Regions from separate parts of the Homo sapiens genome. Here region 2 is linked to region 1. Evidence: chromatin loops called from intact Hi-C (ENCODE). Cell type or tissue: endothelial cell of umbilical vein. All regions are shown on one strand.

Region 1 (8,000 bases):
TCACTGCTGAACAAAGGAGATCTGGAAATATGGTTACAAAAAGAATCTCAAAAACAAAGAGGCTGGAAGTCAGGGGCTAATCTCACTTCTGCCAATGCTTAAAGGTGGTACCATGTGTAAGAATCTCAACTACCTGTTCCTAGGCGAGGATGATAAAGTGAGGAAGTGGAATGGAGGAGAGTGGATGCAAGAGAGAGAGAGAGACAGGAGTTTGCATGCGAGCTCACACAGAAGACAGTTCTTTCAGAGCAATGGCTGACCATATTAGGAAGTGAGCCTTTATTAAGGCTCACTTTTCCATACACTAATTCTATATAGCAAAGATGACAGGTGTTGTTTGAGATGACACTTGTTTTTAACAACCTGTAGAACACAGGTCCATTAACTTTTTATCTAGTTCTGGACAGGCATCTGATAGATTAAGGGCATCTAAATCCATCGCCATTGCCATTTTAAAGGTTAAAAAAAGGAAAGAAAAAAATAGAAGAAAAAGTAGGTTTATAAAAACTCTCAGAAACCTCAAAGAACATGAGTATCTGTTGACCCCAGGAAGTTACAGGAAACTGATTCAATCTCCTTACCCAGTTGTTTTGCCGACCCTAAGATTATCAACTTCACGAGCAAGGGCTCCATTCAGGGCAATGACACTCTAAAGATATTTTCTCTCAAAAGATAAAGTTCTCCAGCAATTCTATTTTGTGTCAGACAAGGTAGCATTTCTCTTGGCACACCTGATATGAACATGTGGCCATGCTTATCAGATGGCCCCTGCAAAGTGCAGCCAAATGAGCGTGCCACTGGCCTGGCTGCTCAGCCATGGCTGGGAACCGACTCAATCTCCACAATGGGCTTGGAGACACAGCTCTTGCCAGCACCTCCATCAGCTGGCTTGGCTTCAGGAGTGGATGGCAATAAATCAGACTGAAGCCAGCCATGATGGAATATAGTCTCCCATTGAAAATGACCTCACCAGTCACTCAGCTTGGCAAATATTCATTTAGGAATGCTTTACTTTTGCACCATAAAAAAAGTAATTTGATTTCTGTAACTAAGTCATGTACATGAATTCCAGAACCAGGGCCCCACAGCAATAGGAAGTTCCCTCCCCAACAAAGCAATTGAGAAGTCAAGACATGGGAAACAGGCAAGACTCACTCATGGACCCCCAGAGGTGTATACTGGGATCTTTGAAAATACTTGTTTATATATCATTTTTGTTTTGTTTTTTAATCTAAGTTGAAAATAGAATCATCATTGCATAAAATAATTTTAGAGCTGCAAGGGACTTCTGAAACCACACCATTCAACCCTCTAGTTTTCCTGATTCATAACAGTAAGGCCTAGTGAGATGAAGTGCCTTCCTCATTTATGGATTAAACAAAATCCACTAGCACCTTCCATATGCAAAGCACTCTGCATGTTCAACGAGGCATTTGCCTTCTGAGTCAAGATTATTTCCACAACACTGTTGAAATGCACATCATCATCTTCATGTTCTGCATGGGAAATTTCAAGAGTGAACACAATTAACAAATTCTTATTCCCTCTTGAAGAAGCACCTCCAAGGGCCTCATGGACTTGCTGTATAAAAACCAGAAGCTACAGTACTGCCTGTGTACAAATACTATGGACATAATGGAACTCAACAAGAAAATCAAATTCAGTGTATATATATGGGTTCTCTATGTATAGCTTTTCAAGAATAGAACTAATGTATAAAAAGAATAAAGTTGTGATGACTATGAAAACACACTGCCAAGATAATGTCATAAAATTTCAAATCACAATTCAGCCAAATAACTCCAGATTCTTCATACCTCCTTTTGTCATACCCTCTGTCATTTATTTAATCTATTTTATGGCAGAATTGTCGAATTAAGCTGTTAAGCCAGCATTAAGATTTTTCCTTTTTTTGGTAAATTAGTATTAAAAAGGGGACCTAGGACTGAGATTCTCAGTATGAAAAACAGTTATATAAGAATGCTATACATACACACAGCCACAACATCATATATACACCAACCCTCCATTCTGATAAGCCCCACGGTGCTGCTACTAGAAATGGTCAGCCAGGGAAAAGGTTATTCACACACCTAGGAGCACACACATGATAGGAAGAACACAGCTGGGGTTAAATAATTGCTACTGACAAAAGTAGGCAGAGCTTATCATCATTAGTCATCAGGGAAATGGAAATCAAGAGCACAATGAGGTACGACTTCACATCAACTAAAATAGTTATAATAAAAATTCAGACAATAACAAGTGTTGCCAAGGATGTAAAGAAAGTAGAACCCTCAACTAGTAGAAATATAAAATAGTGTAGCTGCTTTGGAAAACAGTCTAGCAGTCCTTAAAAAGTTAAACAGACTTATCATCTGAGTCAACAATTCTACTCCTTGGTTTACACTATGAAAGAATAAAAACATAACTACACAAAAATTTGTATGTAAACATTCATAATAGCCTTATTCATAACAGCCAAAATTTGGAAACAATACAAACACCCATCATCCAATTAACAGACCAAATATGGTATATCCATAAAATGGAATATTATTCAGCCATTAAAAGGAATGAGGTGCTAATCCATGCTTCACAGATGAACCTTGAAAACATTATGCTAGATGAAAGCAACCAGTCACACAGGCCACATATGAGATTCCATTTACATGAAATGTTCAGAACCTATAGGCAAATCTAGAGAGAGAGTGAATTCGTGGTTGTTTAGGGTTGAGGAAAGGGAGGAGAGGTGATATGGTGTTTCTTTTTGAGGTGATGAAAATATTCTAACACTGACTATTGTGGTGGTTGCACAACTGAATATACTGAAAGCCACATCGAACTAATTATTTTCATTTTTTGTAGAGATGAGGTCTTGCTATGTTGCCCAGGCTGGTCTCAAACTCTTGAGCTCAAGCCATCCTCCCATCTCAGCCTTCCAAAGTGCTGGGATTACAGGCATAAGCCACCATACTCGGCCCTAAAAGCCTCAAATCAAACACTTTAAATATGTGAAATGTGTGGTATGTAAATTATCTCAATAAAGCTGTTACAAAAACCAGAAAAGTTCTGACATTGACTCATTCAACAAATACTGCACCTAAATTAGAGCATTTGTCATGATTTCAGTACCTTCCTGGGAAGCAAAGAGAAACACAAAACATTATTCACCTTGAGGGAGCCTTAAATATGCTTAGAACCCAAAACTTGCTCACCAGAAAAGGCAATTAACAGCCCAATGCCATATACACTTTCCATGGGCTAGTAGATGGGACATGCGATGAGCCAGCAAAATGGGAAGAATGTGGAGCCCTGAATGTCAGTGCAGAGAAGAGCCATTCTATTGGTCTGGACTGCTCACTACTGGATTATCGTGTGACAAGAGAAACCATCCTCTGTCTCATTTCAACCCTGAATTTTTGGGTCTCTTTGTTGCAGCAACTTAGTTTAAACCTTAAGTAACCACTGGAAAAATGGGATTTGAGTTGAGCTCTAAAGTAGAAGTAGACAGGAGAGAAAAGGAAAGATGAGTACACTGAAGAACAGCGTAATAATGATGGTAGCCAACAGACTGAGCATCTACTAGTAACACCACTGTATCTTATGTACACCGATTACTCGATTGAGCCTCACAATAATAAGTACTATTATCCTTCATTCTACTACAGAAGACACTGAGGCCCAGGCAGATTAAGTAACTTGGCTAAGGTCACAAGTTAGCCATTCCTAGCCCTATCTGCACATTTAAACATTTCTTGGGGACCTTTTAAGAATGTGCCTCACCCTCCAGGCATTCTTATTTGAGTGGCCCCAGGCAGTGGTTCTGCTACCCCCTTTTTTAATGCTCTCCCAACCTCAAGTGATTCTAAAAGGCAGCCACAGCTGGGAATCAATAGAATAAAAGGTGAAATAACACTGAGGAAAAGGAACGGCCAGAGATGGAAAATGGATTTTATGTTATGTTTCAACAATTAGAGTGTTTTACCAGGACAGCAAATCTACCCACAGTGGGTAGGCATAACCAATCAATCATCTCTGTCTGAGAGGGCACAGGAGAGCAGAGCGGGACAATTTGGTTAAAGCAGGGGACTCAGGGTAGGGTAGTAAGAAATACGGTTGGAAAGGTATGCTGACACGGCCTGCCACAGAATCATGAATTCCAGCCTCAGAACATAATTTATCACTGTTATCACAGCAGGAAACCGGAAGGCAACTGAAAACACTTGCGGAGTTTCAGTACAATGGCCAGGGGAAGTAACTAATGTTCTTTGAGTGGAGAAACAACATTTTGAAAAAAAGGTGACATCCAGAGGAAAAGGGGAATGAAAGTCACATTTTGTGGATAAAAATGTGACCATGTGTAATTTAAAAGATATTACTGTATAAAATCTTTACAGTTGAATAGAGTTTATATCTAACATTGTAAATGGCCCCGGAGTTGAAAACTGTCTTTCATTAGTAAGGAAGTCAGGGGTGTTTTTCTGACACAAGGTCTTCAGAACAAATTAAGAATGCTCAAGCCCCCTTCTTTGATTAACAGCAGCTTCTAATGCTTTTCTTAAATAGTCTCTTTAACATCCATTTTCATTAAATTAATGAAAATTAATTAAACATATTCCAAAATGCCGTCATCCCATCGGCCTCTAAAGTTACAAAGCTATAAAAATCTGTGTTCTCTAAATCTCCAAACAGTAGATCAACCCTCTCGTAAGATACTATCTGGCCACCATGCAAGATGCCTCCTCATTAGGAAGAGGCCTGCTCCTGGAACTGACACTGAAATGTATCAGCAGAGAGTAGCACCCGCATGTCCCGGTCTTTTAAAGTCCTTGACCACACTGAACCTCAGCAATGAAAAAGGTAGAAAATGTCATGACTATGCCCTGGAAAAGGCAGGGGCTTTGTCTTGTAAGAGATCTCAGCTGGGATTATCTCTCTGCCTTTTATTAATCACATAAGCTGAGCAGGTTACTTAACCTTCAGGAGTTTCTTCACTCAAAAAACAGAGTCAGCAAAGCCTTCTAACATCTGAGTCACCCTGGCTCCAGGTACTGTACCTGGCACTCATTTATAGCCTCATTCACCCTCAGGACAAACTTCCGAAGTAAAATATGGGATTTTGAAAAAGATAAAGCCATGAGAAGGAGAGATTGCCTGCACCACACTGAAACATCACACACTAGCTCTCATTAGATCATTTAATCTATTTGTACAATATACTCGTCCTATTGTATATTCTCTGTGCCTGTCTTGTCCGTCCCTAATTAATTTTGTCACAATGCTTGGTGGGGTATGAGGTATAGTCAACGACAAAAATGCTTTAGATCTTTTTCAATGAATATAATAGCAAAACAGTGTATGCTATATATATTCTAGCAGCTTTGAGACTGGAAGACAAAACTGAGTTTGTAATATAGTTTGGATAATTAGAGTGCTTTTTAATGCAAAACTCTGCATGTATTCATTTCTATGTAAATACCATTTTCTGTAAGTTTATATTTAATTTTTGCTATCATTTCTTCTGCAACAAAATGTTCCTTAGTATTTTAAGTAATGATGTAAAGGATATGAAATATTCCACGTGGGTATCATATATGTACTTAGTTACAACAAATGGGCCTAATAGGAAATAAACTAGGAGAATGCTAGTTTTATACATCAAAACAAACAAAAAGTTATACAGATATATTCCCAGAAAAAAAAGTTTCTATACATACATTTAAAAGAATAAGATATAATGCTAACATACTGAGACAACCTCAGCTGTCAATTTTGATTTAAGAAAATATACTGAGAAATAGGTGGGAGACATTAAAAATTCAAGATACTTGCAAAACTGTATTATATTCTCGAGTTGGGGGCCTAAGGTGATATTTATAACGATTCTCCTTTTCCAATAAACAAAATAGTGCCAAGCTTTTGCCAAGTCCCCTCTTCTCACATGCAGTTTACTAGAAGAAGGAAAGGGTGTTACACAGATAACTTACTGTAACAGTGACATGCCCTTGCAACACAGAGCACCCATATCTCACTTCAACCTCTCAAAGAGAGGTTTGATTTTTCTTCTAAAACAGGGTTCCATGTTAAGCACAGTTCATAGATTTCTGCCTGTTCTTATCAAACTGTCAAAGGTGTCTTGAGTTTGGATTTTGTTAAAAATGAAAAGCAAAGCCATACATGTAGTTTATGTGTGTATATTTGTATTTCCTTTTTGCAACTGAAGAAGAAAAGAAATATGGAATCAATAACTGAGAGAAGGCTAGCTATATCCTTGGGCTGTTTTAAGATAGTATAAATTGCCCAAAATAGGTGTGTGCTCTTCATATCACACAATGCCCACTTTCTGAATCACTTGTCACAAGCGTCTTATAGCTGTTGGTTAGAAACAGGGATTCTATCTGGCCAGCCAGACATCTAGAGGCAAGGCGGAAGTGCTTCGACTATTCTCTTAACAGGAGATCAAGAAAAATTTTTGTTTTCACCGTCTCGCATAAACTGAGGTTTTCATTTTGTTTTGGTTGCTTGGTTGTGGTCTCTTACCTTACTTTTTTAAACAGAAAAATAAATTGCAAGATAATGCAGAATTGAGATGACACCTTGATAATAAGGTTTTGGTCCTAGAGAAAGTAGGACAGAGAGAATGTATAAAAGAAGCTGAAAGCCAGAATATTTCAAACACCCACAAGCACAACAAATTCTTGGGTACGGTTTGAAGAAAGGCTAAAAGCTATTTAAATTGTAAGTCTACTGTGACTGATCCAGAGTGATATGAAACCTACAAGCCATTGGCATAAAATATACATGCCAAGCCTGCTAGGTAATGTCCTTGGCTAGGATGCCTCTTAAAAACCAGATTGTGCCAGGTGCAGTAGTGCATGCCTACAGTCCCACCTACTGAGAAGGCTGAGGCAGGAAGACTGCTTGTGCCCAGTAGGTTGAGACCAGCCTGGGCAACATAGCAAGACATGTTAAAAAACAAAAAATCAGGCTATCTTACAACTTAATTCCTTAGAACTTCTCCCGGCCCTTAGCAGGTATTCCTTCATGTAGAAAAGAACATGCTTTGTGTTAAGACCATGTAAATTTGGATACCAATACTCTGCTTGTAAAGTTAAGAGACTAATGTGCATATTCTGGGATGTTACAAGTATTCTTATAATCCTGGAATGCTATTCATCAACTCCACATAAAAGGCTAATGAATTTGTGAATGCAGGTTATTCCCAGTAGGAAACACAAAGGTTTTCAACTGCCTGGGAATTTGTTCGTTTCAGCAAGTAGTCTGTTCCCAGATGAATATTTGGTTTTTGAGTTAGCTCTTAGAAGGCACTGATCCTCAGGTGGTGGGATTACTACCTGAAAACCCATTCACCATCCCAGTATCCAGAATAAAGTGCAGTCCCTTGCTTACCCTCCAGCCATGGCATCCGGATAGGAGAGCAACTGTTAAATACATACGGTCCTTGCCAACCTAGAAATGGTGGTTATTGTATATTGTACCTAACAGAAAAGAGCTAGCATGCATACCAAAACCAGGGGGAAGGCAGCACTGTGGTAACAGATAATTCAGACAGCTTCCCAGCCCAGAGCACGCTGCTAAACTACACTACCTGTGTAAGATCCACATAACAGTTAACCTAGGATTCTTTAAAAACAAAGCAGAGAAACTATGCATTGGCAATAGCAGAGAAGCTTGTATTGGAACAATCTTCCCACAGATAACACTTACAATATGACACTAAAGAGTGAGGGAAAGTGAGCAGAAACTAGAAGGGATTTGATCCTTAAATTCTTTCTGGAAACTACACTGAATAAGACTCACATTTATATGGCTGTGCCCCAGAGGGGACTATCAAGTCTGGAAGGTAGCAAACAAAAGGCTACAGTCTCACTGGCTTGAGGTTTCATAGAATGAAGTTTTGCATAGTAGTGAAAAATTAAGGTAGCATATTCCCAAAAAGAGGGAGCCCAAAGAGGAGAACCCCAAAGTCTGTATAT
Region 2 (8,000 bases), 170 kb after region 1:
GGTAGAAAAGCATGTGAGACCGAGAGGGAAGTGGGCTGAACACATCCTTTCTATCAGGAACCCTAGATAACTCTCTCAATAACTAACCCATTCCCTGGATAACAGCATTATCTCTTCATCAGGGCAGTGCCCTCATGATCTTCCCGTTTTTAAAGGCCTCACTTCTTCATTCTGCTACAATGGCAGTTAAATCACAACATTTGTTTAGGAGGGAATATTCAAACCATAGCACCTCCACAGCAGCCACACAGTGTGGGTTCTGGAGCTAGGTTCCCTAGGTTGAAATTCTGGCTCCTTCACTTGTTAGCTACGAAACCTGGGGCAAATTACTTAACCTCTCCGTGCCTTAGTTTCCTCCTCTCTCTAATCAGAACAGTAGTGCCCAGCTAGCACTTTTTTTTCCTGCTAATTCATTTTGCTAATGTATTTCATGAATAGATAAATCAATGGAAAGTATCCAGAACACTGCCTGGTACAAGTTAGCTATTCTCCGATTATTGGAGCAATGGGACTGCTTATGACATGGCCCCACCCTGGATGTGGGCACAGGTGTTATATTAACCTTTGTGCCCTGTTTCTGATATAAAGTACTCATCAAATGTTTACTGAGTCACACTGGTAAGCCCTACAAGAATGGCTCATTGGCTCGGCATTAAAGACTTTTAGAGCTGGCAGTCACGCTGGATAACATCTGACCCAACTCGCCCACTTTTGTGGAAGACACAGAGGCTCACAAAGTGGCAGGGAAAGCGTCAGTCCCCAGATCTCCTGACTTGCCAGCCAGTGCCTTGTCCCCCATTCTAAGCAGACTTGTGGCGCCCACAGCAGCACAGCTGCTCCACATCGTCCCATCTCTCCTTTCCCACGGTGGAACGGCCACAGCTCCCACACCCAGGCCGCCTCCTTCTCTGTTGGCTTTGCCTTCTCATGCCTCTCTTTTTTCTTTTTCTCCCTGTTTTGTAGCCAGTGGTTCTCCTATTTCCAGGGGGAGAGCTGACCATTCATAAAGACAGCCAGAGATCATTGTCCTCTTCAGGGAGTGGCTCACACAACCCAGTGGGGCAGGTGCAGGCCGTGAGCCCCCAAGTGCCTCTCCAGGTCCTGCTGGTCACTCCTGATGGAGGAAGGACTTTTTCTTCATCACCAGCAAGTTTCACTTTACCTACTTTAGGATTCATGCTTTTACAGGTGTTCCAAGAGTCAGAAGGCAGGTCCTCCCTAAACCTGGGTGTAGAAGGAAGGCCACATAACAACTCTCAACTAAAAGCTGTTCTCGAATGGCCAGCAAGTGCATAACCAGCACCCCTCCCTCTGCTTGCTCTGGGTTGCCAGCAGTGGCCTGGCCTGTGGATGGCATGTCATCCTCTGGCACTGCTTACCTGATGACAAGTGGTAATCTAGCAGGGCTGTTTTACAGTCTTTGGTATTTACAGAACCACTCTGTTATGAAACTTTTGATTTTGCACCTCAGCTGGCTTAGAAGGCTGCAAGAGAACATGACACTGCGAACAAATAATTCCTGCGATACTGTGCGAGGTTTTTCATTCCTTTTCATGGCTGGGCTGTAATATCATTTATAAGAACCCTGCGCTTCATCTGTCTTCATGTCTGAGCCTCCGCTGGGTGTGTTTGCATGCCTGTGTCTGAAGCTCACAGAGGTACAAAGGCTTGTCACAAGCCCCAGTGTGGCAAAGCAGTGTATTTGAGGGCTGGGATTTTTACCTTAACATCTCAGAGTAAGATTATACCATACACAAAATTGCCTCATTGATAGCAGCCACGGCCAGAGTGCTAAAAACAAGAGTAGTAAATTTGTATCTACACACCTTACTATTAAAGAATTCATCTACCATTCTGGATCTTAACAGCCACAGGCTATGAAGATGTTTGCCCTGGATATGAGATTCTGTGACTCTTACTCCGTCTTTCTTATAAATGCTAAAGCAGACCCATTCTTTTAAACAAACAATGGAAAACCATTTTTATGAAGGAAGAAACTGTCTTTCCAACAAAACCCTTTCCATGTTTTTACATGAAAGAAGATCTCTAGTAGACATTTCTCTGGCCAAAAAAACCTTTCGCCTAGCCTTAGAGAATTTCTCTTCGGCTGTATTCTTAGAGCAGAACTCATCTTCAGAAGGTTCTTCCATCTGTGCCTTACCAATTCATTTGCAGACAGAGTGGCCTGATCTAACAGCATGTAATGGAAAGTAGGCACAATTTAAGATCAGAGACCTGCATTTAACCCCCAATCTGTACCTTATCAGTAGGGGGACCATATATCCCCTTTTATGCCTGTTATCCCAGCATAATCATCAATAGCACCCCTCTTCACTCTCAAAAGCATCCTGATTTGGATGATAAATTATATGACCACCTTGCTTATTATGTGAGTCACCCCAGACAACATACTTCACTTTCCCTCATAAGTTTCACGTTTGTCCGGTGAAAATAAGGGAAGCTAATATACATGGTTATCCCAAGCATGACATTAGACAGTGTGCACAAGACACGGTAACAGGAGGACCCAGTATTCCCAGTACACCAGCTACCATGCCCAAAAGGTCTGTTCTCAGAGAGAAAGTATTCATCTGCATGTGTGAGGTCCTCACCTTTTGGTTGTCAAGTTGAAGACAGGACCTATATTTTCCACTTTCTACTGTGATATGGTCTATAAAATGGTAATGGGATCTATCCGTGTCCAGCAGCTGCACAATTAATTCTGTCATCCATCTGACCAGAAGATGGACCACACATGGGTACTTTAACTCCTACACTTTAGACCTTCTGGACTTTATTTATGCTCTCCACAAAGTAGGATTAAAATATGAAACAGTCTGAGTGAATGTGGTTCAGAGTGGGGGAGGGGAGTGGTCAGAGATCCTACAGACTGAATCACTAACTCTTAGCGAGTAAATTTGGTGAATTTCTTGCTTTCTCAAGCCAAAAAAAAAAGGGCAATGATAGAAGAACAGCTTCTTAATAAAATTATGTTAGGTATCTCACTTTAAAAATTAGGCCTAGGTCAGACTCACCTCTATAATCCCAGGACTTTGGGAGGCTGAGGTGGGAAGATCACTTGATCCCACGAGTTTGAGACCAGTGACCAGTGACCAGCGCCACTGCCCTCTAGCCTGGGCAAGAGAGCAAGACTCTGTCTCAAAACAAAAAAAAAAAAAACAGGCCTAATTGTGCCAACAATCTTGAACACAAATCTGTAATATCAATCAGTGACTCAGAAAGCAACATAACTTTGCTATTTCCATTTGCAAAAAAAAAAAAGAAAAGAAAGGCGAGATGCTATCCCTTCATTGATAAACTTGTTAAATACAAATACATTATCTTTAAACAGTAAGAATATAATGTAATGTAACTGCCTCAATAATAAAACTGACCAATAACATAGAAAAATGAAGCAGAAAAAAAAAATAGAGACTATTCTAGTCCAAGCTTCAGCGTTAATATTTTTTTAAACAAAGAACGAAAAATTATTATTCCCATTATCTTTTCATATGGTTATCCGAGGGATTTGTGTTGAATACAAGAAATCCCTCCCCGCTCTGACTTCTAAAGAAACAGGAAGGAAATGTTCAGCATTTTCATGCTCTAAATATAGCTACAAGTGGAAAGAGATGCCCATGGCAGCACAGCAATGACTTCAAGTCTGCAGCCTGACGAGGTGCAGTACAATAAGCTCTTCTGTGGACAGAGTCATTTCCTATCAAGAGAAGTTTCCAGAAACAGAAAAGGGCTGACTCCACTCTCAGAAATCCAGGTACAGCAGCGGCAGAGCACCCTCTGGGCTGGACTCACTGAGTGGCAAGCGGGAAGCCAAGAGGAAGTGCATTCCTATGGCGCTGACTACCTCCAAGCCAAGCCCCAATTCCTAGGGGATGCCCCTCTGTCCAAAGCCATACGCCAACAGGAAAACACCCCTGGCAACCATGTGCACAACATATTTCTTGGGCAGAGACCTATTTCTTAGAGTGCTGTTGTCGATGATATAACCTTAAAGCATACCAAGAGGAAAACAGGGGGTTAATGTGTATTTAGGGCATTTTCCTGCAGAATGTCTGTGGGTTTTCTCCACTTGAAAAACTGAAACTGAAGCTGAAATCAGACTTCTGTTTAGGATTCAGATAATTAGGACATTTGGCTTTAAATGAATCACATACCTTGTAGTGACAGATATGGCCTTGCTAGAGGAACGTTCTGACAAACTTGCCTCCCTGGATATGATAAACCAGTGAGCCAAGAATAGAGCTCAATTCTTTGACCAGGTCTAAGATAAAAAGTTGGAGATAAGCCCACACCCACTCTACAAACGCACCTGACAGCCTTGGAGAAAGCCCAAGTCAGGAGGAGGTCAACTCTTGATGAAGAGGAGGGAAAGGGGAGCAGTGGGTGTGCAGGGTCTAGAACACACCACAATTCTACTGTACCCCTTGGCAAACTAGGGGCAGCCTATGGACTCCTTCTCAGAAAGACTTTTTTAATGCATAAAATAAAATACACAGGACTGCAGAGGAAATCAATGATATTGAAATACTGTTACCAAAATATTTTTTATATTTATTTATTTATTTTATTTATTCATGTATTTTGAGACAGAGTCTCACCCTGTTGCCCAGGCTGGAGTGCAGTGGTGCAATCTCAGCTCACTGCAACCTTTGCCTCTGGGATTCAAGTGATTCTCCTGCCTCAGCCACCCTAGTAGCTGGGATTACAGGCACCCGCCACCACGCTCAGCTAATTTTTTATTTTTGGTAAGAGACAGGATTTTGCCATGTTGGCCATGCTGGTCTCAAACTCCTGGCCTCAAGTGGTCCGCCCACCTCGGCCTCCCAAAGTGCTGGTATTACAGGCATGAGCCACCGCGTCTGGCCCCCCAATTTTTTTTTTAATTGGTAAATGGCAATACCTGCAGCTTGTATCTTAACACATTAAATAATACTATCTAGCAACAGGTGCAACAACCACCGTAATTTCAAAGTGGTGATGAATACTGGTATTTCAACACACCTGTTAATCATCTCTAATGTGACATGAAAATATTAGATTTCTATTGGTGACAAAGTCACAAACAGCACTAATACTACTGTGACTTATGTCCAACCTTCCAAAGTGAAAGAATTGCCAAATTTTGGCTAGAAGTTAGGGAAAATGAAAGTGTAATATTTTCCCATGCAAGTTCACAGGTTTCCCTGAAACCTTGTGCAGTTATGAAACTCATGTGACAACCTAATTTTACCTTCCATTCCTGCAGTTTTTCCAGAATAATGCAGAGACCTACACGGGAGCCATGGCCCAGCAAGAGCCAAAAACTACCTGTATGCATGGGAGGGTGGAGGTTGTACAACAAGGACAGTCCACCACCCATGGCTGTGGCTCGGGGAGGAGCACTATGGGACCAATATCTCTATTTCTGCTATACCCCACATGTGGGCCAAGGTTTCTTTTTTTTTTTTTTTTTTTTTTTTGAGATGGAGTCTCACTCTGTTGCCAGGCTAGAGTGCAGTGGCGCGATCTCGGCTCACTGCAACCTCCATCTCCCGGGTTCAAGCAATTCTCCTGCCTCTGCCTCCCAAGTAGCTGGGACTACAGGCACGTACCACTATGCCCAGCTAATTTTTGTATTTTTAGTAGAGACAGGGTTTCACCATGTTGGCCAGGATGGTCTCAATCTCTTGACCTCGTGATCCGCCCGCCTCTGCCTCCCAAAGTGCTGGGATTACAGGTGTGAGCCACCGCACCAGGCTGGTTTGCTTTCTTTAAAAATGCTTCACATTAAAAGTATTAATTCAGCTGAATCATTAGTCTAGAGAAAAAACATTACTTTACAATTCATTTCCCCTAGTGCAATGTTCTAAACCCTATCAGTCCCAAAGCCCCTGGGGCTTACAGTGAACTTATAACACTCTCTTTACTATCTGAACCAAATGCTCAGATAACCTACCTAAACACAATTTCAAACATATACATTTAATGTCCTAAGATTGACAGAAAAGACAATAAAGGAAAGTAATTTATGACAAATCTAATGTATTTCAATATGCAATTAGCTGGGCCAGACCACTCTAAAAGACATAATGGAGCCATTAGATGCCTTCATTTTAATGTGAAATTTTTAAAATGTGTCATGTCAGCTACAAAGATGGACTGATACAGGTGATGTGCTAATTCTACAGGTAACATGAGTTTCCAAAATGGTAAATTTCCTAACAAAAGAAAGCACAACCTTTCTTCATTAACTGGAAACGTCGATGTTTACTTAAAATGTGCAACGATTATTTGCTTATACCTAAGTTAGGTCTAGGTTCAGATTTTGCTTGTCCATGATTGTCTAGTGGGTAACAGGAAACATTTTGTGATACACAACTGTGCTACCCATTACAGATGTTTAGCATCCCTGGTCCCCAACCAATAAATGCTAGTAGCTCTCCTCAATCACTGACAATCAAAATTGCCCCCCCAAATTGCTGATATGCCCCCAATAACATTGTAGGGCCTGGGACTAGACCAGAGTCCTCTCTCCAGGTACCACGCCCTGCCCACCCCTGGGTGATCTCAAGCTGGGCACTGAGGGAAAACCAGAACTGGCATTACAAAAGAAAGATCAGCCTTATTGTGTGGCTTACACCCTGTAACAAATCCCCTTACTCAGAGTTCTGCCCTTGGGACAGGAAAAGCAGAATAGGCAGGGAGGAGAATTAAGCAGCCAGACACATGGAAGCAGAAAGGAGAGCAACAAGGATTTGTGGGGTTCCTAGAGCCTCGATCCCAGGCTGCAGGGGGCTCCTGGACCCTATTCCTGTGTTCCTAATGTGAGTTCTCTCCTTCCACTGAAGCAAGGTCTGGCAGGTTTCTGTTGCTAGCACCCAGAAGAATCTTTATTAATTAAAGGCATCCAACCACCTAGAAGGACAGCCATCCATCTGAACAAAGGGCAGCAGCTAACATCAAAAACGCTTAGGAGTGAAACCATCCCCACAGGGTTGATAAGAATTGCATGCCAGGTTCTGGACTGAAATATGGTTACAATGAAGCACTAGTCAGGCTGCACCTTGGCCCGCTTCCCTGTTGCTAAAAGTCACATAGCACTAGATAGTGGCCATTTGCATCCCCATTGTTCCTATGAGTAGGATTTCTGATATTGGGGTCCTAAGACAGTTTAGGAATTGATTTGCATCCCCATTGTTCCTATAGACAGGATCTCTGACAGTAGTATCATAAGGTCTTTTTTTTAAAGGATGGCTTAAAATGTTTTCAGACCCTGAATGCCAACAACCAGTTTGAAGACCCCCACAGAGGAACGGATCAGCATGAGAATGCAGGTGGTTCACCTCCCTGTCCCATGTTCACCCTGCATTTTTCGACCAATCAACAACCGCCAAGCCTGCCCCTTTCCAAAACCCTTAAAAACTCTAACCCAAACTCCTCAGAGAGATGGATTTGAGGTTTCCTCCCCTCTCATTCGGTGGCCCTTTGATTAAACCTTTCTCTGCTGCAACCCAGTTTCTCTACATATTGACTTGATGTGTGCAATGAATCTATTAAGATTACAGGATAACCTATTCTAATGTCAATAAAAGGACCCTATTTGGGGGATTTTTCTCAGATTTTACCTAAGCTCTTCATGCTGTAGTTTAAGCTCATTTATTTTGATTCCATTCTCACTGACAATAAATAAATGGGCCAGGGACCATCCTTCACCTGGCATTTCAGATTCTACAAAGACATATCCAGATCCCTCTGAAGTTTTTCTGCCTCAGCTCTTTCTCATCAATCCCATGAGCCATGCAACATAAATAACAATGTTGTCCTTTCTTGACAGGCTTGGAAAAATGAAGGTATTGGAGAAATTTGGCCTTTAAGGAGCCAATTAAATCTGAGTTTTAAAAAAATTCCAAAGTCTTTTCAACCACAGAAGTCCATGATTTAATGTCTCTAAATTTTATTCTGCTCAGATATAATACCACCCTAATTCAGAAATGTGGCAA

Evidence for each region. A loop is a pair of places that touch in the nucleus more often than their neighbours do. Peaks named below come from ENCODE experiments on the same cell type or tissue, not always from the same donor. Only the 100,000 strongest peaks of a DNase experiment are listed, where the experiment ranks them.
Region 2: a loop joins it to region 1, with 2.2 times the contacts of the local background. A loop is called at or near these places in 2 of 110 quality-filtered maps.

Annotation. Positions count from the first base shown.
Region 1 is chr2:134,303,736-134,311,735 of GRCh38, reverse strand. All of the region lies in intron 2 of MGAT5 (alpha-1,6-mannosylglycoprotein 6-beta-N-acetylglucosaminyltransferase), which reads right to left. Among named protein-coding and RNA genes, the nearest start is that of MGAT5, 54 kb to the right of the region's middle. In endothelial cell of umbilical vein, no CTCF peak of the experiment used is centred here; DNase peaks (open chromatin) are centred at 845 and 4,215; H3K27ac peaks cover 4,479 bases.
Region 2 is chr2:134,133,171-134,141,170 of GRCh38, reverse strand. It overlaps a transcript of MGAT5 not described here. Among named protein-coding and RNA genes, the nearest start is that of MIR3679, 10 kb to the right of the region's middle. RefSeq lists enhancers at 6,144-6,313, 6,335-6,956, 6,957-7,579. In endothelial cell of umbilical vein, no CTCF peak of the experiment used is centred here; a DNase peak (open chromatin) is centred at 3,750; H3K27ac peaks cover 1,801 bases.